2 separate regions of the Mus musculus genome follow, and region 1 is linked to region 2. The links are chromatin loops, found by intact Hi-C in ENCODE. Cell type or tissue: left cerebral cortex. All regions are shown on one strand. Links, peaks and the distances in the headings refer to the core of each region. The heading gives the core; the rest is flanking DNA. Region 1 holds the start of Taok2 (TAO kinase 2). Region 2 has its middle 13 kb from the start of AI467606.

The links. Hi-C counts contacts between places; a loop is a spot of excess contacts. Peaks named below come from ENCODE experiments on the same cell type or tissue, not always from the same donor. Only the 100,000 strongest peaks of a DNase experiment are listed, where the experiment ranks them.
Region 1: a loop joins it to region 2, with 2.7 times the contacts of the local background. A loop is called at or near these places in 1 of 42 quality-filtered maps.

Annotation. Positions count from the first base shown.
Region 1 is chr7:126,880,821-126,886,195 of GRCm38, forward strand. It overlaps Taok2 (TAO kinase 2), which reads right to left and starts at 4,147. Exons shown (of 16, transcript NM_001163775.2): 1 at 3,086-4,147. In left cerebral cortex, for the core only: CTCF peaks have their summits at 2,191 and 4,074; DNase peaks (open chromatin) are centred at 1,278, 3,285 and 4,031; H3K4me3 peaks cover 4,103 bases; H3K27ac peaks cover 3,070 bases.
Region 2 is chr7:127,101,669-127,107,043 of GRCm38, forward strand. No RefSeq gene overlaps it. Among named protein-coding and RNA genes, the nearest start is that of AI467606, 13 kb to the left of the region's middle. In left cerebral cortex, for the core only: a CTCF peak has its summit at 3,088 (motif pointing left); a DNase peak (open chromatin) is centred at 3,087; H3K4me3 peaks cover 346 bases.

The DNA of each region.
Region 1 (5,375 bases), core at 200-5,199, 220 kb before region 2:
AGCTAAAAAAAAAAAAAGTTGCCCTGGCAACCAGATGGGGGTGATGGTAGTGGGGATGGCTGGTGGTCTCTGGAATCCCTAAAATTGCCACAAAGACAATTCTGGGAAGCCAAGCATCCCCTAATCAGCCCTCACTAATTTCTCAGCTCCCTATACACTGCCATTTCCCTCAAGCATAAAGATTTGTGTCTCAGCCAGAGCTTCAAATCCCAACATGTCCTGCCCCACAAGTTCTCATAGTCCAGTGATTTCCAGGGACCTTCCTGTACCCCTTGGTGCTGAGGCTACCTCCTCCTTCAAGCTCTCAAACACTGGATGAGAACAGGAAACAGGCCGGATGTGGTGGAAATCCGGCCATTGTTACAAGTTGGTACTGGCCTGAAGGGACCAAGGAGACTCATTTTCAAAAAACGTAGGGACCCTGTGGCAGGGAGAACATCCAGACTAGGAACAGTAGGGACTGGCACCTGACATTGGGGACCGCTGTGTTCTGGGCTGCCTCTCTTGTCCAGTCCAACTGCATAAGCAGCATACATGGGAATAGGATGTTGTGGGTCACAAATAACATTCTCTGAGCATGGGTGTTAAGCATCTCGGCAAGCATCACCTCTCAGCGGGCTCCACAACCTCATGGATAAACACTATGGTCACATGCATCCCTTACAGACACGAAAACAGGTTCTGAAAAGGCAAATGATTTGCTACCACCAGGCATCCAGAACAATTATATGAAACTAGCAAGGTCTGATCAAGATCACCATTTTCCAGAGTTACTGAGGTAGAGAGAAGAAAAAGGCCTTTCCCAAGGTCACAGAACAGGACCTTTCCCTTTCAGGTTCAGGACAGAATTCTGTTAGGAGGCAACTAAGCCCAGCCTCCCTGTTTTAGGAGAACCTCCCAGATCATTCCAGCCCTTGAGGGGTGGGCGTTCCAAAGCAAACTCAAAAACAAACTCCAAAGCAAAGTTGCCACAGGGTACCAGGACCAGAACGCACACTCTAGGATAGGCTTTTTAAAGGACTAATGGGAATTTTGGACACAAAGCCCTCAGCAGAGTTGGACTCCTGAGGCAGAGTTCTAGCTACTTAAAAGTACCTAACAATTTCAGCATATAATTATATTCTGTGGCACATTGTTTCCTGTCCATGCTGTTAATTTTGTCTCCTTAGCTCAACTGGAAGCTGGCGGGTGGAAAAGGAGCTAGACTCTTTGTAGGCCCTTAGGGTGGGAAAGGCTCACAACTGACGGACTGGCTGCTCTCAGCTGCTTAGTCTGCTCAAGGCAGGCCCTCTTCTCTTGGAGCATAGTGGCAACCACCCCTCACCACACACCCACACAAAAGGCAGGGCATCACAACTTGCCAAGGGAACCCTCATGACTTCTTAACCAGAAACAAGCCTAAGACTGCCAACCCAGAACCTCAGGCCCCATGAAGAGTGGCAGCCACTGTAAAAACATCGTACAGGTCCCCTTCCTTACAATAACATTTGGGCAATCACCGTGGCCTGGGCTAAATCATAATCACCTTCGAAAGCCCACGTTGCAAAAGAATCCCTAAACTGACTGACCAGTGCGCCCATCTGCAACCTACAGCAAGCGCTTCAGGTAAACTGACTGACCAGTGCTCCCATCTGCAACCTACAGCAAGCGCTTCAGGTAAACTGACTGACCAGTGCGCCCATCTGCAACCTACAGCAAGCGCTTCAGGTAAACTGACTGACCAGTGCTCCCATCTGCAACCTACAGCAAGAGCTTCAGGTAAACTGACTGACCAGTGCTCCCATCTGCAACCTACAGCAAGCGCTTCAGGTAAGTGGCTTACCAGTCCTTTGGTAGGAGATTACAAAATCCCGCTACAGGAGATCTCACTCATACTCAGAGCACTTTGTAGACACCAAACAAATGGCTTTTCCTTCTCTGATTCCAGAGTTGCCAGAGGCTTTACTCCTGGGAGCGAGGGGGCACAGAGAGGGGCTCATTCTAACTCAACAGCTAAGAAAAGGCTAAAGCCATCACTTTTTAGAAGAGAGAACTATCTCTGGAACACGGGCCAAAGTGTGGGATCAGAGTAAAAATGAAGGTCACGTTAGAAAAACACCCATGAGGAAGAGCACAAAGCAGAGCTTCCTCTCAGGAAAAGCTCCTTCTGGAGAGGAAGATCATTACACCCCCAATTTCTAAACCTCACCCTGATACATTCCCCCGCGGGTCCCTCATCAAGCCCAGGCTCAGAAGAAGTGGGTATCCAGTCAGGGACAAGACTTGAGTTAAAATCCTGAATCTGTCACTCAGTGACCTTGAACAACTTTGCTGAGCATCAATGTTTTCAACTGTAAAATGGGAAGACAATAATAAGAGTTCCCACAGGTTGAGTAGGAGTATGTAGTATGGAAAAAAATGTATGCAAAAGCGCTCTGTAAAGGATAGGTCACTTGACAAATATATGAGATTATTTACACCATCTCAGCAAGAGACAGGGCTGGAGGAAATATTACCCCCTCACACACACACACACACACACACACACCTTTGCAAGGACAAAAACTCCAACTAAACCAAGCCAGAAAAAAATATAAGTTCCCAGTGTGGTGGCTTGCACCTGTAGTCAAAACTGTAAAGAGGTTAAAGACTGGACTCCAGGGCCAGATCGACCACCCAGGGCTACAGAAAGGCTGTCTCAATCTAAATAAATAAATAAGCCAGTCCACCTACATGGGAATCAACACCCTAGAGCAGTCTTGGGGAAAAAAAAAAAAAAAGAGTATAATAAAATCATGAAGAGGTGGTTGTGAGGGCAAAATTAATAAAGACTAGAAAGGTGGAAAGCCATTTGATTGGCTAAGCATCCTAGGGCGTGACCCTTGGTGACAAGACAGGCCCTGTCACCTGAGAGTACCCCTTCAACCAGACACAATGAAGGCAAGAGAAAGGGAGAAGAGGTAGCAACAGAAGCAGACTGGGCTGGCCAGAGACTGACCATGGGCCCAACAGGAATCCCTATCCTGAGGAGAGGGCCTACCCAGCCCCAGCTTCTCGGCATGGAGCTGACCAGAGGGGCTCATGCCCATACACCCATGTCTCTCACCTGGTAGGGGTCACTATGGTGCCCCAGCGCCTCCGCTTCCGCCTGGGGTACTCCAGTTGCTCTGACAAGCAGGGAGAGGGGCAAGGAGACCTTCCCCCTCGCCACCTCTTCCTCAGCTTTCGCCCTTCCTGAGGGGCGGGCCCGGGAAGCCTCCCCTGGAGGGGAGGGGGTGACAACCTGATCTGACCTCGCGGTCCAGTCCTCCCCCAACTCGAGGGCGACAGTTGCTGAATCCCGGATTTCCGATTGTGGGGTCTGAGCCCCGTATATTTGCAAGGGCTAAAAATGAGTCCGATATCTGATCGCTTGGAGGATGAACCCCGGATATTGGTGCACACAGGGTCCTGAATCCCAGGTATTTTAAATTCTATAAAACAGAGACCCAGGTTTGTAAAGGTTGGGACTTTGGGTCCCAGATATCTGATATACGAGGGTTTGATACCTGGGTATCTGAGAAACAAGGGACCAAGCCCCAAAATTTGGGACCCAGGGGCCTGAGCCCCAGGTCTTCGGCCACGACAAGGGGCCCACCCCGAGGACGCCCGGCTGCACGGCCCCTCTAAGGCTGGGGTCCGAGAGTGACAGCCCCTACTCCAGCCCTGGCCTACTCCCTTTCCCGTCCTCTCTCTCCGGAACAGCTGAAGGACTGTAGCGGAGGCGCTGCTGATGGTCCCTGTGCCTCACTCCCTTTCCTTTTCGTCTCAGCTTCTCACCGCACCACAGCCCTGCTCTCGTCCCGGCCTCCCTCTCTCTCCCTCTCTCTCTTCCTCCCAATTCCAAGATGGAGACCGGGCGGGAGCGCGCAGGCGCGGTATGCACGCCGGGCCAAAGGGGTGGGGCCCCAAAGGAAATAGCCCCGCCCCTCGCCAGTAGCCGCCGCGGCCCAGACGACAAGCTGCCTTCGAGCCCAAGTGCGCGCGCGCCCCGCCACGCGGATCCTTGGTGGGAAGAGGAGAGGAGAAAGGCTTGGCTTGCTTGGGGTGGAGCCCAAGCGCGCGGTCCAAGGACTGCTGGTGGAGAGAGCTGTGGCGCATGCGCCCGCCACGCTTTCGCGCTGCGACTGAGCCTGTTGCTAGGGGAAGCTCTGAGGGGGTGCTCTAGGAAGGAAAGCTGTGGTCTGCGCCTGCGTGCAGGGTAAAGGCTGAAAGGAGTAAAGCAAGGCTGCTGGCAGCTGGGCGCCGGAAAGGCGGGAAACCGGACCATTATTATGTTCACAAGTATCTAAACTAAACCTGAGCTCCCAAGTGCGAGAACGATGTGCCAAAGTTCGGAAAACCCAATGGGTCAAATCCCTACTGGAAAATTGAGGTCCAGTAGGATTGTATAACTTGCCAAAACGCATTAAGCATTTCATACACAGAACATCAATTTAAGTTCATGGAAGAAAACAAATGACAAAGTAGCACAGTTGTGTTCACAGTGTGTCTAAAGAGTATATAGTGCTAGATTAATGCTTACAATTCCAGCACTCAGCAAGCTGAGGCTGAGGCAGGAGGATACCAGTTCTGCAGGGTATGTAACCTAATGGAGTTCCAGTATCAAAAACAAAAAACAAACAGACACACAAACAAACAAAGAACAAAAAACCACAAATATTTTCCAAAGCAAATCCACCAACACGGCCACAGTTTTAAGTGACCTATGCCAACTTGTATTTCAAACTAAGGTCAACAAGGGTAACAAGACGCTAATCATCAGGAAACTAGAGAGGGTGACATCCAAAGATTTTGAGTTCCAGGCCAGGGGGCCCAGGCTTTTCATCCCAGCAACTTGAGAGGTAGAGGCAGGCAGATCTCTGAATTTGAAGCCAGCTAGGGCTCTATAGTGAGACGTGACAAAACAAGGCTGGGGAGCCTGTTCAGTGGTAGAGTGCTTGCCTGCCTAGTGTAGGCGAGGCTCTACATTCAACCCACAGTGCCACAAAATTGGACAGGAGCAAAATGACTAAGTATGTGCTTGCTGAGAAAAGGCTGGTAACCTGTGTTCTATCCCCTGAACCCATGCAAGGGTTGAGGAAGAGAGCACAACTGCTCTGGGACCCCCATGCACGGGCCATGGCATGAGCACACCCAATAAGAAAGAAAAGCCCCCATGGAGTGGTGGCATGTGCCTTTCATCCCAGCACTTAGGAGGCAAAGGCAGGAGGATCTCTGAGTTCTAGGCCAGCTTGGTCTGCAAAGTAAGTTCCAGAACAGCCAGGGATACATAGAGAAACTGTCTCGAAAAACAAAACAAAAAAATTCTTTTACGTCAACAAGGAAAAGTCCCCAGTATTTACTTTAATCCAATC
Region 2 (5,375 bases), core at 94-5,093:
CACAAAGCCAGGGCAGCTCCTGCCAGATTAGAACACTCAGAGGTCATGAAAGGAGGTAAACTACTCAGGAAGACCTTGCTTGTCCCAGTAACAGGCATGACTAACTGGAGACAGGATGTCCACTCCTTATCATAAAGATATCATTATCATAAGAATCCTGTGTAGGTCTGGTGTTTATCTGACAAGCAATATAAGATTAGCAGGCATAAGGAGGCAGAATGAAGAGACAATATAGAGTTGGGAGAAAATATTTGCAAGCAGCATTTGATAAGGGGTCAATATTTGCAAAGCATCAAGCACCTAGGCAGAGAGGCTGCAGCCACGACCTCATTTCTAGAGACTGATTTCCAGCAGAAACAACCTGGCTCACAGAGGCAGAAGGGAGGAGAGAGGACATCTCAGCTTCTCAGCTTGGGGTTAGGGAGAGATGGGAGCTGTGGCTAAAGGGTGAAAAATTGGAGTCAGACAGAAGAAATCAGTAACCATGTAAATCGATGTGTGCAGAGCTTAATTCAATCATCAGCATTGTATACAATGAAGCAAAAACAGAAAGATGAAAATTACAGGGACTAGGAGGGAATAGAGGCCCTGAGTCTGGGGTAAAACTAGCCACAGCGGTGACATCTGTCTTCCTACAGAGGTTTCCAGTGAGGTTGCTAAAAGCAACAAGCCAGCCGGGTGGCACAGTGGTGGTGGGGCATGCCTTTAATTCCTGCACTCGAGAGGCAGAACCAAGCAAGTCACTCTGAGTCTGAGGCAGGCTTGCTCTACGTAGTGGGTTTCGGGTCAGCCAGGGCTATACAGTGAGACTTTGTCTCAAAATAACACAGAACAAACAAACAAAAAACCAAGCTAGAGACATAAAATCATTCCACTGCTAAGGGCACCGCCACCAAGCCTGATAATCTGCATTTAACCCTGGAACACATATGGTGGGAAGTTGTGATTCTTTTTTGAAATGACAACCTTTGAATAATTATAACTTGGAAAAAAAAATCACAAAACCCTATCTGTAAAGACACCAAAGTGAAAAGCTCTCTGGGTCTCAAGACTTAAGTGTATAGTGTTCTCCTTTAAATCTCTCAGTCTCTTTGTCTCTGAGTTGTTGTCTCTCTGTTCTCTCCCTCTTCCTCTCAAAGCTCAGATTTAAACACAGAATGCATAATATTTCTTATCTTTTTTTTTGAGACAAGGTCTTACTATGTAGTCCCGGCTTGCCTCACACTAACAGATTCCCCCTGCCTCTGTCTCCTGAGTGCAGGGGCTAAAGATATGCACCATCAAACTTTCCCTTACCCTTATCTTAATAAATCTGATAACATAACTTCATTCTGGCTTGCCATGAAATCCATTTCCGTGTTATAGTCAAGGATCCAGCTTGAGGGGCTGGAGCAATGGCTCCCAAGTTAGGAGCATTGGGTGCTCTTCCAGAGGACCTGGGTTCAGTTCCCAGCACCCACATGGTTCCTTACCACAGTCTGTAGTTTCAGCTCCAGGGCATCTGACCTCTGACCTCCACAGGCACCAGGCATGCAAGGTTTATATACATACCCACAAAGCAAAACACTGGGGTTTTTGCTGTTGTTGTTGATTGCTTTGTTTTTAATTATTATATTCTATGTGTACGGATGTTTTGTCTGCCCATATGTATGTTCACCATGTGTATACACATCTGTATGTCCACTGTGTGTGTGTATGTACGTATGTATGTACATCGTATGTGTGTATGTCCCTCGGGATGTACTCTGCCACTGAGCTACATTCCAGCTCTTGTTTTCTTAGGACTGGCTCTTTCTATAATCCAGGCCAGCATTGATCCTTTGGCCTCAGCCTCTTGAAACTCTACCATGCTGGGTCTGGGGCTGCTCTGTAGGACTCCTGAATCTTTTAACTGAAGCACTAGAGAAAGAGGCTGCCCAGGGCCCACCACACTAGAGCTACATCAGGATGATCCCCTCACCCGATGGTTCCTTTAAGGGCTCTGCCAGTTTCCACCGACTGGAACATGTTAAAGACTGCCCTCACCATCAGAAGAAGCCTGCTATGCGCAGGGGTGGGTGCAAATTTACCAATGATCCAGTGATGAGATTTTTCTGTAGTTCAGAATCTGGCCTCACAGAACTGAGTTACCCAAGGCTTCAGAGCTGAAATATTGGGAGCTGTCTACAATGATCGATCACTCGGGACACCACAGGAACAAAGCCAGGGGATGCAGCAGCAGTTGGAGATGTTTACCTCCTTCCAGAGCAAGTGATAAATAATGTGTGTCTGCTCCATCAACACAACAGAGAGATCTTTTTTTAAACGCAAGATGGTTTCCAGAAATGTTCTGGCTTGCTAAGAGGTCCTGATGGCTTTAAATGCCTCCTCCCTTCCGTGGCCTTGGCACGGGACTCCTGGGCATGGAAGCAATCTCTCTCAGCTTCAGTTTGAGCTCTTGCTGTCCTTGAAGGAACACCTCCCTGCTCTGGCCTAACTTAGCTTCTGTTGGTGACTAGGTTGAACGGTGGGACAGGGTTCACTAGATGGCAGTGTAGGTAGGTGAGTAGGAGAGCAGATGGGCCTGTGTGTGAATGAGGTTGCCACCCAAGCTGGGCTTAGCACAGCACTAGGTTACCTTCGACATTGGGGTGAATATCTGATGACAAGACTGGGCTGGCAAGTCGGTGGAAGGATTCCCCTAGCTTTCTACTCCTTCCTGAGTGAAGTCTCTTTGTTTTGTTCTTACTTTTTTGAGACAAGGTCTATGCAGCCCGTTTTGGCCTCCAAAATGTGATTCTCCTGCCTCAGTTTCTCAGGTACTAGGATTATAGACTTGAGGCACTAGGCCCAGCCCTGGCTTTCTTCTCCTCTGAAAGAGGGTTCCAGTCTGCAGTCCAGGCTTAACTATATAGACCTGACTGGCCTCGAACTGGCAATCCTCCGGCTCTGCCTGGTGAGTGCTGTGAACACAAACAAACAGCTCCAGCAGCTCTAGCCCTGTCTTCCGGAACAGCTGCTGCACTTTGTATTCCTGGCCACCTGGCCTATTGTCTTTTTGAATCCCCAAGAGGGTGGAAATCAAGCCATGGGGTTACATTGCCCTCTGGTGGTCATAAGGCCATTTTTATGAATTTTCCTGAACTGCTTTTCCATTGTTCTTCTGGACTCCGCCCCAACCCCGGACCCAGACACATCGCCATAAGGACAAGTCTCCCTGTCTGTTTTGAGTAGTGCCAGACATCCACGGAAGGAGTGAAGAACGCCTCCGAATGCTGCCCCACCACCGTGTTGATATGTAACCTCCAGCGATGCTCTTGGCTCCGTAAGCCAGTTTCCTTGTGGGTAACACGGAGATGTTGATACCTCGCCCCTCCCCCATCATTAACTGAGGGATGGGACCCTTCTCATCCTCCAGGTGCACTGATGATGTCACAGAGGATGGCAGTAGTCACCTTCACTCATCCAGTCAATTCGGCCAGTTGTCAAATGGGTTTCGCACTGGGCATGGGGCAGCCTTGAGAAGTGCTCTAACCGTAGCCCCAGGCTGAACAGGAAACCCACCACCCAGTGAAAGGGGACACTCCTCTTCTGCCATGTCTTCTCTCTGCCCCCTGAGACCTCCAAAAGAGTCTAGCCTCTACTCTAGCAGTTCTCAGCCTGTGGGTTATGACACCTTTGGGGTTTGAATAACCCACAAGGACCCCTTTCACAGGGGTCCCACATCAGATATCCTGCATAGATTCCTAACGATAATAAAATTACAGTTATGAAGTAGCGACAAGAATAATTTTATATTGGGGATCACCACAACACAGGGAACTGCATTAAAGGGTCACAGCAGTTGGAAGGTTGAGGACCACTGCTCTACCCACACTGGTGCCTGCTTCACTGGCAAGACCCTCATCCAAGCCTCCCCAGGCAGCATCCCTTCACCTCCCTGCAGCCACCCGGCTTTTCTCCGCCTGCATCCTTCTTCAGGGGACCGAATCTGCGTTGGCTTATTTTCTAGCTTGAATCCGATTGTTCTTGGGACCCAGTCCAAATCCTCTGACCTACCATTTTGTGGTCTGGAGCCAGCCTATCCCCTAGTCATCTTGTTTTCCAGGGCCCAGCGTCAACCAATTCAGCACACAATGCAAGCCATTACCTTCCTCTGGGCCTCTGCCCATGCAGTTGCCTCTGCCTGGAAACCCGGCACCTCCCTCTCTGCTATGAGGAGAGCAAGTGCTACTTTGGCTTGCCTGGAGTCTTACTTGCTTTCCTCCAGTAATAGAATCCCTTCCCAGTTCACAGAGTTCAGAGAATCCTGGAAGGGTCTATCCATTTCTGAGTTCAAAATTGACCTTAAAATTCAGCCTGACAGAGTCCTTAAGAAATAATTGCAACACTCGCCAGGCATAGTGGCTTCTGCTGGTTTCCCAGCACTTGGGATGTGAAGGTTTAGGGACTAGTAGCTCAAAGACAGCCTTGGCTACACAGTGAGGTCCAGGCCAGCAGAGACTATGTGAGCTAATGAGACCTTACATCTAAAAGCAGTAACAGCAATCCTGTGGAAGAGACATGTGTGGGATTCATGCTCCCCCTCAGTGCAGTCCACTCCCCTCTGTCTGCTCCGGACTCACCCCCTAATTTTAGATTCCAGCACATGAGTTTGGGTCTCCTAAAGCTTAATTCTCACTGCTGCCCCTGATACCACCCGAAATCCCAGATTTAGGACTTTCTGGTTACCAGAGCTCCCGTGCCTCCCCTCACCCCTCCTCCTCCGGGCTCACATTTCCTGCACTGGTACCCAGCAGTGCCCAGTTCTGCAGGGACTCCGTTTTCCTTCTTCAAAAGTAAGGAGTTGGGGCTTTTAAAGACCAAAGGTCTCTGGAGTTAGTCCACTTTGCTAAGAGCATCCATGCTGCCCCTGCAGGAAGAATGGGGACCAGGAATGGGTGAGAGACAATGGGTACTATCCCATGTGACACATTCAGGCTGTGTCCATGAGAATGGCCCCCTTGGTTCAGAATATTGGCCGGCTCTGTCCAGGATCTCTGCCAAGTACATCTTCACTTCCTGATGCACCACCCTCCAAGGGCAGGGCCATGAATAAAGCAGGCCTCAGTCTATTGGGCTCTGGACTGTGCAGTGGGCTTAGTGTTTGCCTTCACACCTCCCCACTAAGCGACACCAGGTAGGACATAGGGTCTTTGTGGCCAAGAGCTGAATGTATCCTCTCCTTGTGGCCAAGGGGGAGAAGTGGGCTCTGAGAGGCAGAGGGAGCTCCTGGGACCGCCAGCACCTAGGACCTGTCATGGACATGTTCCTCCTGGATCTGCCCTAGGATCTAGGCTTAGACGAGGTCAGGGTAGCTCCTCAGACATCAGTCAGGGAAATGTCCCAGCCGGATG